Regions from separate parts of the Homo sapiens genome. Here region 2 is linked to region 1. Evidence: read pairs that join two places in POLR2A ChIA-PET (ENCODE). Cell type or tissue: Panc1. All regions are shown on one strand. Each heading gives the region's core, and the rest is flanking DNA. Links, peaks and the distances in the headings are about the cores only.

What was found. ChIA-PET counts read pairs that join two places held together with the same protein. Peaks named below come from ENCODE experiments on the same cell type or tissue, not always from the same donor. Only the 100,000 strongest peaks of a DNase experiment are listed, where the experiment ranks them.
Region 2: POLR2A ChIA-PET joins it to region 1 with 5 read pairs; 7 of 35 experiments call an interaction of 5 or more read pairs at or near these places.

What each region holds. Positions count from the first base shown.
Region 1 is chrX:23,886,147-23,894,697 of GRCh38, reverse strand. The region is part of intron 1 of APOO (apolipoprotein O); the gene reads left to right. Among named protein-coding and RNA genes, the nearest start is that of APOO, 18 kb to the left of the region's middle. RefSeq lists a silencer at 7,119-7,296. In Panc1, for the core only: no CTCF peak of the experiment used is centred there; no DNase peak of the experiment used is centred there; H3K27ac peaks cover 4,112 bases.
Region 2 is chrX:23,798,581-23,805,224 of GRCh38, reverse strand. No RefSeq gene overlaps it. Among named protein-coding and RNA genes, the nearest start is that of SAT1, 19 kb to the right of the region's middle. In Panc1, for the core only: no CTCF peak of the experiment used is centred there; no DNase peak of the experiment used is centred there; H3K27ac peaks cover 1,561 bases.

The DNA.
Region 1 (8,551 bases), core at 3,552-8,551:
CAGCTTCCTGAGTAGCTGGGATTACAGGCGCACTCCACCATGCCTGGCTAATTTTTTCTATTTTTAGTAGAAACAGAGTTTCACCATGTTAGCCAGGCTGCTCTTGAACTCCTGACCTCAGGTGATCTAACCAACTTGGCTTTCCAAAGTGCTGGATTACAGGCGTGAGCCACGGCGCCTGGCCGAGACTGATTTTCTTTTAGGCTTAAAATGTGATCTGAAGGCATTTAGAAATGGAAGCCATATGATTACATATTAAAAGTAAATTTTGGTTGGGTGTGGTGGCTCATGTCTGTAATCCCAGCACTTTGGGAGGCCTGAGGTCAGGAGTTTGAGACCAGCCTGGCCAACGTGGCAAAACCCCGTCTCTACTAAAAATACAAAAATTAGCCAGGCGTGGTGGTGTGGGCCTGTAATCCCAGCTACTTGGGAGGCTGAGGTAGGAGAATCGCTTAAACCCGGGAGGCGGAGGTTCCAGTGAGCCGAGATCACACCACTGCACTCCAGCCTGGGTGACAGGGCGAGACTCTGTCTCAAAAAATAATAATAATAAAATAAATTTTAAAAAATAAATTTCACTTATGAAATTTATATAAATAGTTGTAGTAAATTCCGACTCCATATATGATTTATCAAGGTAACTGCTTTGAAAAGAAAACATCTATTTAAAAAAAATGTTGTAAGTAATACTGAAATACTTTTCCTTGTAAAAAGTCAAAATAGTACAGTTGGTCAGGTTGCTATTGTCCACCTCCCCCCAGCCCCCTTTCCAGAGAAAGCCTCTGTTCTGTTTGGTGTGTGGCCCTACATGTTAGAAAGGATTGCTGGCCGGGCATGGTGGCTCATGCCTATAATCCCAGCACTTTGGAAGGCCGAGGCAGGCAGATCACCTGAGATCAGGAGTTCGAGACCAGCCTGGCCAACATGGAGAAACCCCATCTCTACTGAAAATACAAAAAAAATTAGCTGGGCGTGGTGGCAGGCACCTATTATTCCAGCTACTCAGGAGGCTGAGGCTGGAGAATCACTTGAACCCAGGAGACGGAGATTGCAGTGAGCCGAGATTGTGGCACTGCACTCCAGCCTGGGTGGCAAGAGTGAAACTCTGTCTCAAAAAATAAAAAATATAAAAATAAAAGATTGCTGTATAAAATGTAGATACTGTCCTGAATGCTCCTTATGGAGGAGAGTATTCTGTATTCTTTTGACGTTTCAAGAATTGTGGACTCATTTCTCTTGATTTTTATTTTTATTTATTTATTTATTTATTTTTCAGACGGAGCCTTGCCCTGTCGCCCAGACTGGAGTGCAGTGGCGTGATGTCGGCTCACTGCAAGCTCCGCCTCCCAGGTTTTCTCCTGCCTCAGCCTCCTGAGTATCTGGGACTACAGGTTCCCACCACCACGCCTGGCTAATGTTTTGTTTTTTTTTTTTTTGTATTTTTAGTAGAGATGGGGTTTCACCATGTTAGCCAAGATGGTCTCGATCTCCTGACCTCGTGATCTGCCCGCTTCGGCCTCCCAAAGTGCTGGGATTACAGGCGTGAGCCACCGCGCCCGGCCTTTCTCTTGATTTTTCATTCAATTTACAACACGTTACTGAGGACAACAGTGTAGCCTGATTTTGACAAAATTTTTTTATTGTCTTCATCATTTTGTTGTATTCTGAGTTCTTTCACATAGTTCTTTTTTTTGTGTTGGTTACTTAGAATAAGAATAATCTCAAAAGTATTGTCAGTGTTCATAGTTTGTTTTTTTTTTTTGTAAAAAACCCATTTCAGATTTTTACCTCCTAAATAATTAGAATCAGATTAAAATAGTTTTGTTTCGAGTGAAAAATGCTGTCAGAATGGAAATTATTGCAGAAAAGGTTGACTGAGGCCAGGCGCGGTGGCTCACGCTTGTAATCCCAGCACTTTTTTTTTTTTTTTGTGACGGAGTCCCGCTCTGTCGCCCAGGTTGGAGTGCAGTGGCGCGATCTTGGCTCACTGCAAGCTCCACCTCCCAGGTTCACGCCATTCTCCTGCCTCTGCCTCCTGAGTAGCTGGGACTACAGGCGCCCGCCACCATGCCCTGCTAATTTTTTGTATTTTTAGTAGAGATGGGGTTTCACTGTGTTTCTAGGATGGTCTCGATTTCCTGACCTCGTGAACTGCCCACCTTGGCCAATTCCAGCAGTATGAGAGGCCAAGGCAGGTGGATCACCTGAGGTAAGGAGTTTGAGACCACCAGCCTAGCCAACATGGTGAAACCCTGTCTCTACTAAAATTCCAAAAAGTAGCTGGGCATGGTAGCGGGCGCCTGTAATGCCAGCTACTTGGGAGGCTGAGGCAGGAGAATCGCTTGAATCCGAGAGACGGCGGAGGTTGCAGTGAGTGGAGATCGCGCCACTGCACTCCAGGCTGGGCGACAGTGCGAGACTCCGTCTCAAAAAAAAAAAAAATAATTAGCTGGGTGTGGTGGTGGCTGCCTGTAATCCCAGCTACTTGAGAGGCTGAGGCAGGAGAATCGTTTGAACCCCAGGGGCACGGAGGTTGTCTTGAGCCGAGATTGCGCCACTTCACTCCAGCCTGGGTGAAAGAGCAAAACTCTGTCTCAAAAAAAAAAAAATTTATTTTCATTCTTTATCATTAAAGAGTTGCTTTTATGTTGTCCTTTGTGTGGCTTGTAGGATCATTAAATAAGGTAGAGAATCTCATAAAAACAGTTTTGGAGAAAGATAGTTGAAAGCATAATGTCATACATTTTAAATATATAAATGTAAACTATATATAGAAATACATAAAGTATTATATATACTTAAACTATATAAACTATATTTTTAAGTATATATAGTATGTATAAGTCTATAAGTATATATATACATATAGTTTATATACATATATATAAACTTGGTAGAAGGGTAAGATACTGTAAGTGTATATATACTTACATAGAGAGAGTTTAAATTATTTACATGGAAAATAGAAATAATATATTCCATCACTCCAAAAAAAAGGTCACCTTTGGATATAGCCTGTTTGAAGTAGCAGTTGAAAAGCCTGGTAACATGTCCCTCAGGGAGTTAGAAACACAGGAAACACACAAGCCTGAGGCTTAGGGAGAGGCCCAGGCTAGGGATACTGATTTGAGCATCAGTAGCATATGAGTGGGAGTTAAAGACTTAGATTTTGGCCAGGTGTGGTGGCTCACGCCTATAATCCCAGCACTTTGGGAGGCTGAGGCAGGTGGATCCCTTGAGCCCAGGAGTTTGAGACCAGCCTGGCCAACATGGCGAAACCCTGTCTCTACTAAAAACACAAAAATTAGCTGAGCGTGGTGGCGGGCGCCTGTAATCCCAGCTACTTGGGAGGCTAAAGCATGAGAATCCCTTGAACCCGGGAGGCGGAGATTGTAGTGAGCCGAGATCAGGCCACTGGACTCCAGTCTGGGTGACAGAGCGAGACTCTGTCTGAAAGAAAAAAAAAAGAAAGAATTAGATTTTAATGAAATTGCCCTGGAGTGAGAAGAGGAGAGAGTTAAAGACTACTCCATGACTCATCAACCTTGAAGAGCTATGCAGAGGAAGAGAAGGCCCAAAAGGGGAGGAGAGAGTACCTAGAAAGCCTCTAGAATGGGGATAGGGTAGAATCCTGTAAGCCAAAGAAAGGGGTTGAAGATGTAGAGTAGTCACCAGTTTCAGGGTGCAACCAAGATGCCAGATGTCCAGTGGGGTTTAGCAACTGGGAGGCTATTGGTGGTCTTGGGAAGAAAGGTTTTAGGTGCATTTAGTAGTAAAGGGAGGAGGAGATAAAATTGAGAAAGCAAACAGAATCTGCCTTTTTGACTTTGTGCTTAAATGCGGATGCTCCTCAGCTTGTGGTGGGGTTGCATTCTGATAAACCTATCATAAGTTGAAAATATCATTAAGTCAAAAATTAACACACCTAACCTACCAAACATCATAATTTAGCCTACCCTCCCTTAAATGTACTCAGAACACTTCCAGTAGCCCACAGTTGGGCAGAATCATCTAACACAAAGCCTATTTTATAATAAACTATTGAATGTTTCATGTACATTATTGAATACTGCACTGAAAGTGAAAAGCAGAATGGTTATATGGGTACTCAAAGTGCGGTTTCTACAGAATGCGTATCGCTTCTGCACCATGTAAGGTTGAACCATTTGTAAGTCTGAGACCATTTGTATAACATACATATAGGAAAGTAAACGGGGCATAAGTGAATTTTTACAAACTAAACATACTAGCACTCTAGAAGCTCTTCTCGTGGCCCTTCTAGTCACTACCCAGCTTGCTAAGGGTATCCACTATTCTGCCTTCTAACCATAGTCTACTTTTAAAATAAATTTGTCAATGGAAGTTGGTAGAAGGGTAAGGTAGTTGTTAGAGAGGGAATTAGGGGTGGAGGGTATTTGTTGTGTTTTGTTTAAGACGGGAGAGATTTTCTTGAATGTAAATAAATGTCATAATTTCTCTAGTGGGTGGCCAGTCACTCTGTTTCTTTTTATATTTAGGACAGTTTTCATTTTATACTTTCAAATGTTTTTAAAAGTATGTTTGAGTGCTTATACAAACTTAAGTTGAATAACTGTTCTCTAAGCATATGTTTGTGGAATGGTGGTTTTCAAAACTTTGCTTATCTTGGGAATAGATTCTTGGGCCCCTCTTAGATTCAGAGTCAGACACTCTGGGGGAAGCTGTTAGAATCTATGCTTTTAAAAAATTCCCCAGGTGGGCCAGGCGCGGTGGCTGACGCCTGTAATCCCAGCACTTTGGGAGGCCGAGGTGGGCGGATCACGAGGTCAGAAGATTGAGACCATCCTGGCTAACACAGTGAAACCCCGTCTCTACTAAAAATACAAAAAATTAGCCAGGCGTGGTGGCTGGTGCCTGTAGTCCCAGCTACCAGGAGGCTGAGGCAGGAGAATGGCATGAACCCAGGAGGCGGAGCTTGCAGTGAGCCAAGATCGCACCACTGCACTCCAGCCTGGGCGACAGAGCGAGGCTCTGTCTTAAAAAAAAAAAAAAAAAAAAAAAACAACTCCCCAGGTGATTCTGAAACCTCTTGTGTACACAGGCCTGCAAAAGCCTTCTATCATGAAGCTGGCATATATTATAAATGGAAGTCTAATAAGATAATAGTTCTGTAATTGTGGGAGAAAAGAGTCACCCTTTTTTTAAATGGGAGAGAGTATTCACTAGATTCTCTATAAAGTTGAAAAAGAAAGCAAGTTGTTAGGTATTTGAGCCCCACCATTCATGAGAGTCTGAATAATTCTGAGGGTGACTTATTTAGCTTAAGGTTTTTATTTGTCTTTAAGGCAGTTTTACTGGAACATAATCACAACATGATCCCAGAGCTATGGAATTCTGGGCAGTCAGTGTACTTTTATTTGCAAAGCAAGAACAGTTTAGCCTTCTGGACACCCATTATGATTTGTTTGTTTACGACCTTACCAGATTCATGTCTTGGTAAACTGTGTCTAAGAATCTACCTTTAAAGCTGAGGGAGCTGACTGATAAACTCAATCTTTTTATTTTATTTTATTTTTTGAGGCAGAGTCTTGCTCAGTCACTCAGGCTGGAATGCAGTGACGCGATTATAGCTCACTGCATCCTTGACCTCCTGGGCTCAAGTAATCCTCCCACCTCAGCCTCCCAAGTAGCTGAGACCATAGGCATGCCCCAAACACCTGGCTAATTTTTTTTTTTTTTTTTGTAGAGATGGAGTCTTGTTATGTTGCCCAGGCTGGTCTTAAACTTCTGGCCTCAAGTGATCCTCCCACTTCAGCCTCCTAATAAACTCAATCTTATGCCTGAATCTTTTTTTTTTTTTTTTTTTTTTGAGATGAAATCTCACTCTGTTGCCCAAGCTGGAGTGCAGAGGTATAATTTTGGCTCACTGCAACCTCCACCTTCCAGGTTCAAACGATTCTCTTGCCTCAGCCTCCCGAGTAGCTGGGACTACAGGCACATGCCACCATGCCTGGCTAATTTTTGTATTTTAGTAGAGATGGAGTTTCAGTGTGTTGGCCAGGCTGGTCTTGAACTCCTGACCTTGTGATCCACCTGCCTCGGCCTCCCAAAGTGGTGGGATTATAGGCGTGAGCCACTGTGCTGGGCCCTGAATCTTTTTTTGAATGTTAATTTATTTTTTAAATTGTGGCCTGAGTCTTTGATTAAATTCATAAGCTTCCTGGAAGCTCTATAAGAGCAGGGACCTTGTCTGCTTATGTGTTTTATCTGTTTAGTACCATGTCTGACATGATGTGGGTGTGCAGTAAATATTTGTTTTTGAAATAAAACCCTGGTTGACCTCTTCTAATTGTTATATATAACCTTGCTTGCCTGACCAGATTTGTTTTGCCAACATCAGTCCTTCGCAAGCTTCAGTGGAGACAGAGTAAGAACCAAATGTCTTTAAGATGATGACAGCCTACCCCTTTACACTTCTTGTTAGGGCCTCATCTAACCCAACACCAATACTGGTTGCTCTGTTTCCATTGACAAGCCCCTTGCGGGCTGTGCGAAACAAAAGTTTTGAGACATAGAGAGTCTAAGGTCCAAGATAGAGTGTACCTTGATACTTTGCTGGGGAGTAGGATCAGACCAGAAAGAAAGAAGAGTTAGCCACAAGAGTGAGAAAACTCAATGACACTCCCTCTGAGGTTTGCAAAGCTAAGGGCCACCAGTTTACCTTTAAGCCAAATTTTCGTTTTCTCTGTGACTATGGGTCTTACAGCTGTATTCAAAACCTCAGAGAAGCCAACACATTAGAGTCCTTACTTTGAGACCCCCAACTAGCTGAATGCCAAGAAAGGCATTTAGTAACTGAAGGGTATACTCCCGAGGGGCTGGATCTAAAGAAATGCCACCTTTGATCTAGCCTGTAACTTAGCACTAATTGGAGATTCAGCTCTTAACAGAGCTTGCTTGACTTTGATTGAGCAAGCCTAACTCATATAATGCAAAGTAGACCATATCTAATCAGTTCTTGGCAGGTGCATATGTACTCATTTTCTGAGCCAACTCATCTGCCCTGACCAGGGAGTGTACCTGGCAACAAGGCTTCTCAAGGACTATCACTTGGGAAAGGGAGTGCTCAGGGCGTGGGTACATGCAGTCTAGAGATTACAGCCCTGCATCAGAAAAAGTTTGGGGGAGGCCGGGCACAGTGGCTCATGCCTGTAATCCCAGCACTTTAGGAGGCCGAGGCGGACGGATCACAAGGTGAAGAGATCAAGACCATCCTGGCCAACATGGTGAAACCCCGTCTCTGCTAAAAATACAAAAATTAGCCGCATGTGGTGGCGCACACCTGTAGTCCCAGCTACTTGGGAGGCTGAGGCAGGAGAATGGCTTGAACCCAGGAGGCGGAGGTTGCAGTGAGCCAAGATCATGCCACTGCACTCCAGCCTGGCGACAGAGGGAGACTCTGTCGCAAAAAAAAAAAAAAAAAAAAAAAGGGAAAAAGAAAAAGTATGGGGGAGATTTCACTTCTTGGGAGGTATATTCAGTCCGATTATATCATAATGGGTCAGGACTCCTCATGGAGAGAGAATACCTTTGTGTTCATGTCTCACAAAGCAACCCATCCAGAGTGCGAACAGGAGGAAAGTTGATAAGGCTAGAGATTTTTTTTTATTATGTCCCAGACCCTGAAAGTTGATTGTGTTTCTTCAAAGAACTGGATTGTTCTTCCTTGGGGAGACAAAAGATTGAAGAAGGTTCATCTCCTCTTTGTGCCCTTACACTGTCCTGGGGTGATTCTACCCATCTTAGCCTTTCCCTTCTTAAATCCTGATTTTGAATAGGTTGGCCTGAATACTCAATATGAGCCCTAACAAATTATGATAACCACCTGGCAGGCACACAGTGTCGAAGATGGCCATTTGTGATGACATCTGGTCTGGCCAGCTTCCTTTTTACTGTTAAGAGGGAAAGGTGGTGAGCATGCTGAGGCAGGGTGGGGTCATCTCGCACCAGGAGGAGCCCCCTTTGAAGCTAAAAAGGAAGATGAATCAGCCAAGATGTTGAGTGCATCAGCTTCAGCCATGTCTACCTGGGGACCTTTTACCAAGGCTCCTCCCATGGGTTTCCATCACACAGATCTATACCAGTTCCTTACCATGGTCAGGTGTGTGGCTGGCTCCTTAGGAATGAGCTTGGCATGGATTAGGTGTGCTAGAGCTGATGGATTTTTTAAAAAGTCTAATTTACATAGAGTGAAATACATAGATTTTTAAGTTGTACAGTCTTAGTTGTACAATTTGAGCTTTGACAAATGTATATACCTTGAATAACCCATACCCCAATCAAGATTGTTTCACCCCAGAAAGTTCACTTGTGCCACTTCTCAGTAAGTCCACTTCCTTCCAACTCCCACCTCCCCGGCCTAGTAGTGATTGTTCTGGTTTCTCACTATGTTTGAGGCCATGGGTTTTAAAACATACAGATTTTCTTCAAGTCTAGATGGTGAGAGATGTCAGAAAGTAATACTTACTCAAGTAAATCAGAGGTTCTCAGTGGGAGAGTTGCTCCCCAGGAG
Region 2 (6,644 bases), core at 1,645-6,644, 88 kb after region 1:
GATATCACACCACTGCCCTCCAGCCTGGGCAACAGAGCGAGACCCTGTCAAAAAAAAAGAAAGAAAGGGCCGAGCACAGTAGCTCACGCCTGTAATCCCAGCACTTTGGGAGGCCAAGGCAGGTGAATCACACGAGGTCAGGAGTTCAAGACCAGCCTGGCCAACATGGTGAGACCCTGTCTCTACTAAAAATACGAAAATTGGCTGGGCATGGTGGCGGGTGCCTGTAATCCCAGCTACTCAGGAGGCTGAGGCAGGAGAATCGCTTGAACCCAGGAGGCAAAGATTGCAGTGAGCCAAGATTGCCAACTGCACTCCATCCTGGGCAACAAGAGCGAAACTCTGTATCAAAAAAAAAAAGAAAGGAGGGAGGGAGGGAGAAAGGAAAGAGGAAGGAAGGAAAGAAGGAAGGAAGGAAGGAGAGAGAGAGAGAAAGAGAAAGAAGGAAAGAAAGAAAGAAAAAGAGAGAAAGAAAGAAAAGGAAAGGGGAAAGGAAAAAGGAAAGGAAAGGAAGAGAGAGATCATAAACTGCTGCTGCGCTGTTATGTCAATGCTTGGCTCAGATTCCCACAGGTCTTGAATGTGCAGGAGAGTCAAAACTCTCTTCTCTTAGTGTCCTGGCTGAGCCTGAGAATTAAATTGACATAAAGTATATTAACAGGAGAAAAGCGTACTAATTTAATGTAAGTTTTATGTGACTCAGGAGCCCTGGGAAGGAAATGAAGACCCAAAGAAGTGACAAAACCAACAGGCTTTTGTATTAGGTTGAACAAAGAGAGGCAGTTGTGGAAAAGTAACTAAATTATGTGGGGAGTTTGTTAAAGGAAGGTAAGAATTAGTTTCACAAAGTATGTTTGTACAGGATTCTCAGAGCTGTGACTCCCCGGGGAAGAATGTTACTTTTTTCCTGGTACAGGGAGGGCATGTTCACATGGGAGTTTCTCTCTCCTGTTTGCAGGAAGCAAAGGGGAGATTAGAATGCCCTTCTTGTATCTGCTGTTTTTCAAGTGCCTTTAGCTTGAAGTAATCCTTACGTCATGGTGGCATATTTTGGCATAGAGTATTCTGCCACCCTTCAGCTGCATTTTGTAGCAGGCGCACCCTCAAGGCAAGGAAGATGACAGCCAACAGTCCCAGGCTACAGCCTCCAGCTTGCGAACTATTGCGAAATAGTGTTAGCCATGAAATCCTGGCTTGGCCCAGTTTGCCCAGCCCTGAGCCAACTCTTTGGGATGGTCTTGGAGAGGGGCAGGGCATCATGACTGATCATTGTACCAGGTAACCATGCAAGCAGTAGAGGAGTTCTCCAAACGAATGAAAGGAAATGGGGGCACTTTGGGAGGCCGAGGCGGGTGGATCACCTGACGTCAGGAGTTCCTGGCCAACATGGTGAAACCGTCTCTACTAAAAATACAAAAAATTAGCCGGGCATGGTGGCGGGTGCCTGTAATCTCAGCTACTCAGAAGGCTGAGGCAGGAGCTTCACTTGAACCCAAGAGATGGAGGTTGCAGTAAGCTGAGATGTCGGCACTGCACTCCAGCCTGGGCAACAGCAGTGAGACTCCATCTCAAAAAAAAAAAAAAAAAAAAAAAGTTTAATATGTTGCTCATTTCTCAGCCCTTGCTGTTCAGCACATTTTCCCCACAGGTTCTGACAACTCTGTTTTTTTTCCTGCTCGCTTTCCTTGTCCTACTTGCAAATCATGTGATTCTACTTTTCAGTGCTTTCTCTTTCTCTTCATCTTCCTTATCCTTTGGACTCTTCATTAGGGCTTGTTTTGGACTTTTTCTAAAACAAAGCACTAATAATGAAAACCTTTCCTAAAAGTTGTTAGGGTACTGTATGCAATGTATACTGGGATAATTGGGCCTGTTACCCTAGGAACCACCCCAGACTGCCCCCTAAGAGTATAGGTGGGAGTGTACAGATTGTGATGATGATATGATTCTGTTTTATAAAATGAAAGAAGTTAGACATGAATCCAACAGCATCAGCCACAACAGCTTCAAAAAGAAGTCTTCCATATAAATAATTCATATTAAAAGATTTTTTTTTCAGTTAGAATAAATAATCCCCTTCTAAACCTTTAAATCATCCAGAAAACATATTTGATGTTTCTGTCCCCAAGTATATACGTGTGTTTTATTTTTTATTTTATTTTATTTTTTGAGACGGACTCTCGCTCTGTCACCCAGGCTGGAGTGCAGTGGCATGATTTTGGCTCACTGCTACTTCTGCCTCCTGGGCTCAAGTGATTCCCCTGCCTCAGCCTCCCAAGTAAGTGGGATTACAAGTATGTGCCACCATGCCTGGCTAATTTTTATATTTTTAGTAGAGATGGGGTTTTACCATGTTGGCCGGACTGGTCTCAAACTCCTGGCCTCAAGTGATCCGCCTGCCTTGGCCTCCCAAAGTGCTGGGATTACACGTGTGAGCCACCGCACCCAGCCTATATGTGAGTTTTATATTCTTTGTTTATTTTCAGTACTCAAATAGTAAAGGCAAAGGTTTATCTGAGTTCTGATGATAGCTTCCTTAACAGGAAATGAAACTGCCAATGTTCCACAAAGCAGACAAAGTACCTAATTTGTTGAAAAAAATCATGCTGAATCACCAGAATAAAACTGTCTTAAGCGTAATCAACTGAACATTTGTGTGTAACTATTTTTAAAATTAACTTGCCTTCAAAATTAAATGGCTCTATAGACAGTCATGTAATGGTGTGATCCACAATTTAAAATGTATTTTTAGAATTTCCGACTTACGTGCTGATTAGAAAACCTGCAAGTCACAATCATTTGACATTCTGGAATAGGGCAGTTGGAGTTGGAAGTGGGAAGAAAAGTCACTGGAAAATTTTAAGAACAAAGTAATGTTAGGCCATATATACTACTTTTTATTTCTGTATAGTCTGAATTGTTTGTGAACTGCTTTTACTTTAACACGATTAGAAAATTGCATAGCTTTACACACTGTCAAAGGTTTTTGGAGGGCTTGTTTTTATTTATATTTATATTTATATTTATTTATTTATTTATTTTTGTAGAGACAGGGTCCCACTGTGTTGTGCAGGCTGGTCTTGAACTCCTGGCCTCAAGCAATCCTCCTGCTTTGACCACCCAAAGTGCTGGGATTACTGGCGTGAGCCACTGAGCCTAGCCTTGTTTTGTTTTTTAATTTTATTTATTTTTATTTTTATTTTTGAGATGGTGTCTCGCTCTGTCGCCCAGGCTGGAGCACAGTGGCACGATCTCGGCTCACTGCAACCTCCACCTCTCGGGTTCAAGCGATTCTTCTGCCTCAGCCTCCCGAGTAGCTGGGACTACACGTGTGCGCCACCATGCCCAGCTAATTTTTGTATTTTTAGTAGAGACGAGGCTTCACCATATTGGCCAGGCTGGTCTCGAACTCTTGACCTCGTGATCCGCCTGCCTCAGCCTCCCAAAGTGCTGGGATTAGAGGCATGAGCCACCACGCCCAGCTTGTTTTGTTTTTTTAAGTAACTACTTTGTTAGTTGATTATTTGGTTTACCTCACAGTCTTCCAAATTACTTTTTAGTTTTATTGGTTTTTAAAATTTTAAATTGAGACGGGGTCTTGCCATGTTGCCAAAGCTGGTCTCGAACTCCTGGGCTCAAGCGATCCTCCCACCTTGGCCACCCAAAGTGCTGGGATTACAGGCATGCGCTGCTGCACCTGGCCTACTTTTTATTTTTATTTTCATTTATTTATTTAGTTTTTTTAAAGACAGGGTCTTGCTCTGTCACCCAGGTTGGAGTGCAGTGGGGCAACAATAGTAGCCTCAAACTCCTGGGTGCAAGGAATCTTCCTGCCTCAGCCTCCCAAGTAGCTAGGACTACAGGCATGTGCCACCATGCCCAGCTATTTTCTTAATTTTTTGTAGAGACAGAGTCTTACTATGTTGCCCAGACTAGTCTCAAATTCCTGGCCTCAAGCAGCCCTCTCACCTTGACCTCCCAAAGTGCTAGGATTACAGGGAAGAGCCGCTGCACCCAGCCCCAAATTACTTTTTAGAATATATGCTTTATCACTTTGCTCACTTTACACACATGAGAAACACTTTTTACTAGAGAAACACACTTTTCTACTAGAGAAACTGGAAAGCAAAATACTAGAATTCCCAGACTCCCTTACAGCTAAGGGTTGCCAGGTGACACATTGCAGCCAATGAAATGTAGGTGGAAGTGCTTGGAGATGGCTTTCTTCAGAATTTAAAAAACAAAAAAAGGCCAAGCAGTATGAGGAAAGGCTGTGATTTTTTTTACCTGCTGCCTTCCGCCATTTCCCTGTGTAGAATGGACACATTGCAGGAAGCGACATTGAGCTGAGAGCTGAGGGGTCGGGCACGGTGGTTCACACCTGTAATCCCAGCGCTTTGGGAGGCGGAGGCGGGAGGATCACCTGAGGTCTGGAGTTCGAGACCAGCCTGGCCAACATGGTGAAACCCCCGTCTCTACTAAAAATACAAAAAATTAGCTGGGTGTGGTGGCAGGCACCTGTAATCCCAGCTATTTGGGAGGCTGAGGCGGGAGAATCGCTTGAACCCAGGAGGCGGAGGTTGCAGTGAGCCGAGATCACACCACTGCACTCCAGCCTGGGTGACAGAGTGAAACTCCGTCTCAAAAAAAAAAAAAAAAGGTGCAAAGAATGTGATTTCTGGTGTACTATACATTATGCACATGGCTTACATCTATTTTTTTCTTTTTTTGAGACAGTCTTGCTCTGTCGCCCAGGCTGGAGTGCAGTGGCATGATCTCGGCTCACTGCAACCTCTGCCTCCTGGGTTCAAGCGATTCTGCTGCCTCAGCTTCCTGAGTAGCTGGGATTACAGGTGCCCCCCCCCCCACCACGCCCTGGTAATTTAAATCTATTTTTATTGCTTCAGAATCTTGGCACAGCTCATTTAGCTTGTTCGGTTAATGGAAAGTGCCTGTTCTATAACTTAATGACAAAGCCATTCCTTACTATCAAACCAATCAGCCAAATCAGACTAACTTGTAAACGATTGTGCAGACCAGACATGGTGGGTCATGCCTGTAATCTTAGCACTTTGGGAGCCTAGGTGGGCAGATAGCTTGAGGCCAGGGGTTCAAGACCAGCCATGAGCAAGATGGCGAAACCCCGTCTCTACAAAAAAAAAAAAAATTAGAATAAAAATATTAGCCAGGCATGGCGGCGTGCACCTGTAGTGCCAGCTACTCGGGAGACTAAAGTGGAGGATCACTTGAGCCTGGAAGGTTGAGGCTGCAGTGAGCCATGATCTCGCCACTGCACTCCAGCCTGAGTGACAGAGTGAGACCCTGTCTCAAAAAAAAAAAAAAAAGCAATTTGTCATCTGGATTAAACAGCTGCCATTTTTTTTTCTTTTCTTTTTCTTTCTTCTTTTTTTTTTTTTTAACCAAAGCTCTCTTTTTTCAGGTCTTGAGAAAGCAAATTGTCCCAAACTTAATCTGGAAGAGAACTTTTAGGGCTGAGGTAGTTTACAGTCTGTTCCGGGACGTAATCAGCAATCCTGATGTAATGTTTGAGTAATCTTTTTCTGGAAAGTTATGGTTTCCCCCCAGCTGCCTGGCTGCTGAGACTCTGTAACCCATAGTTCATTGTATCACTTTTATCTCTACCAAGAAAGCAGTCTTCAAACTGACTTGCTGAGGAGCTTCTTTCTTTGTGAAACTTGAAATAAAACCCCAGTACATGCTCCTACCTAAGTAATCTGAGAAGGGGTCTCAACTCTCTGGGAACTCTTCCCTTGAGAGCTGTACATTCCTGAATTATTCTTTGGTTTGGTGCCCAGAGGTTTTTACACCTTGGGGGTAGCACCCTCTGCTAAGATTCAGGGTAGGTTAGGGGTACACCTTTCTTTAGTAAGGTGGGAGAAGGGCATTCATTTATTTATTTTAGGGACAGGGGTTTCACTGTGTTGCCCAGGCTGGTCTCAAACTCCTGGGCTCAAGCAATCCACCCACCTCCTCCTCCCAAAGTGTTAAGAGTACAGCCGAGGCCAGGCACGGTGGCTCACCCCTATAATCCCAGCAGTTTGGGAGGCCAAGGCAGGTGGATCACCTGAGGTCAGGAGTTCGAGACCAGCCTGGCCAACATGGTGAAACCTCATCTCTACCAAAAATACAAAAATCAGCAGGTGGTGGTGGCAAGCACCTGTAATCCCAGCTACTCAGGAGGCTGAGGTAGGAGAATCACTTGAACCTGGGAAGTGAAGGTTGTAGTGAGTCGAGATTGCACCACTGCACTCCAGGCTGGGCAACAGAGCGGGACTCTGTCTCAAAAATAAATAAATAAAAAGAGTGCAGCTGTGAACCACCCCATCTTGCCAGGAAGGGCATTTATGAAAGAGGAGAGAGGCAAGAGGAGCCAAGTGTGACCTCCTATTATTATTATTTTAATTTTTTTTCTTTTTTAGAGACAAGCTCTCACTCTATTGCCCAGGCTGGTCTCAAACTCCTGGGTTCAAGGGATCCTCCCGCCTTGGCCTCCCCAAGTGCTGGGATTACAGGTATAAGCCACTGCGCCCAGCCCAAGTGTGACCTCTTAACCTCAGGAGCATTTTCAGGTAGACCATTTCTGGAAAGAGTATATATAGAAGTTGAGGTTTGGAACCCAAGTT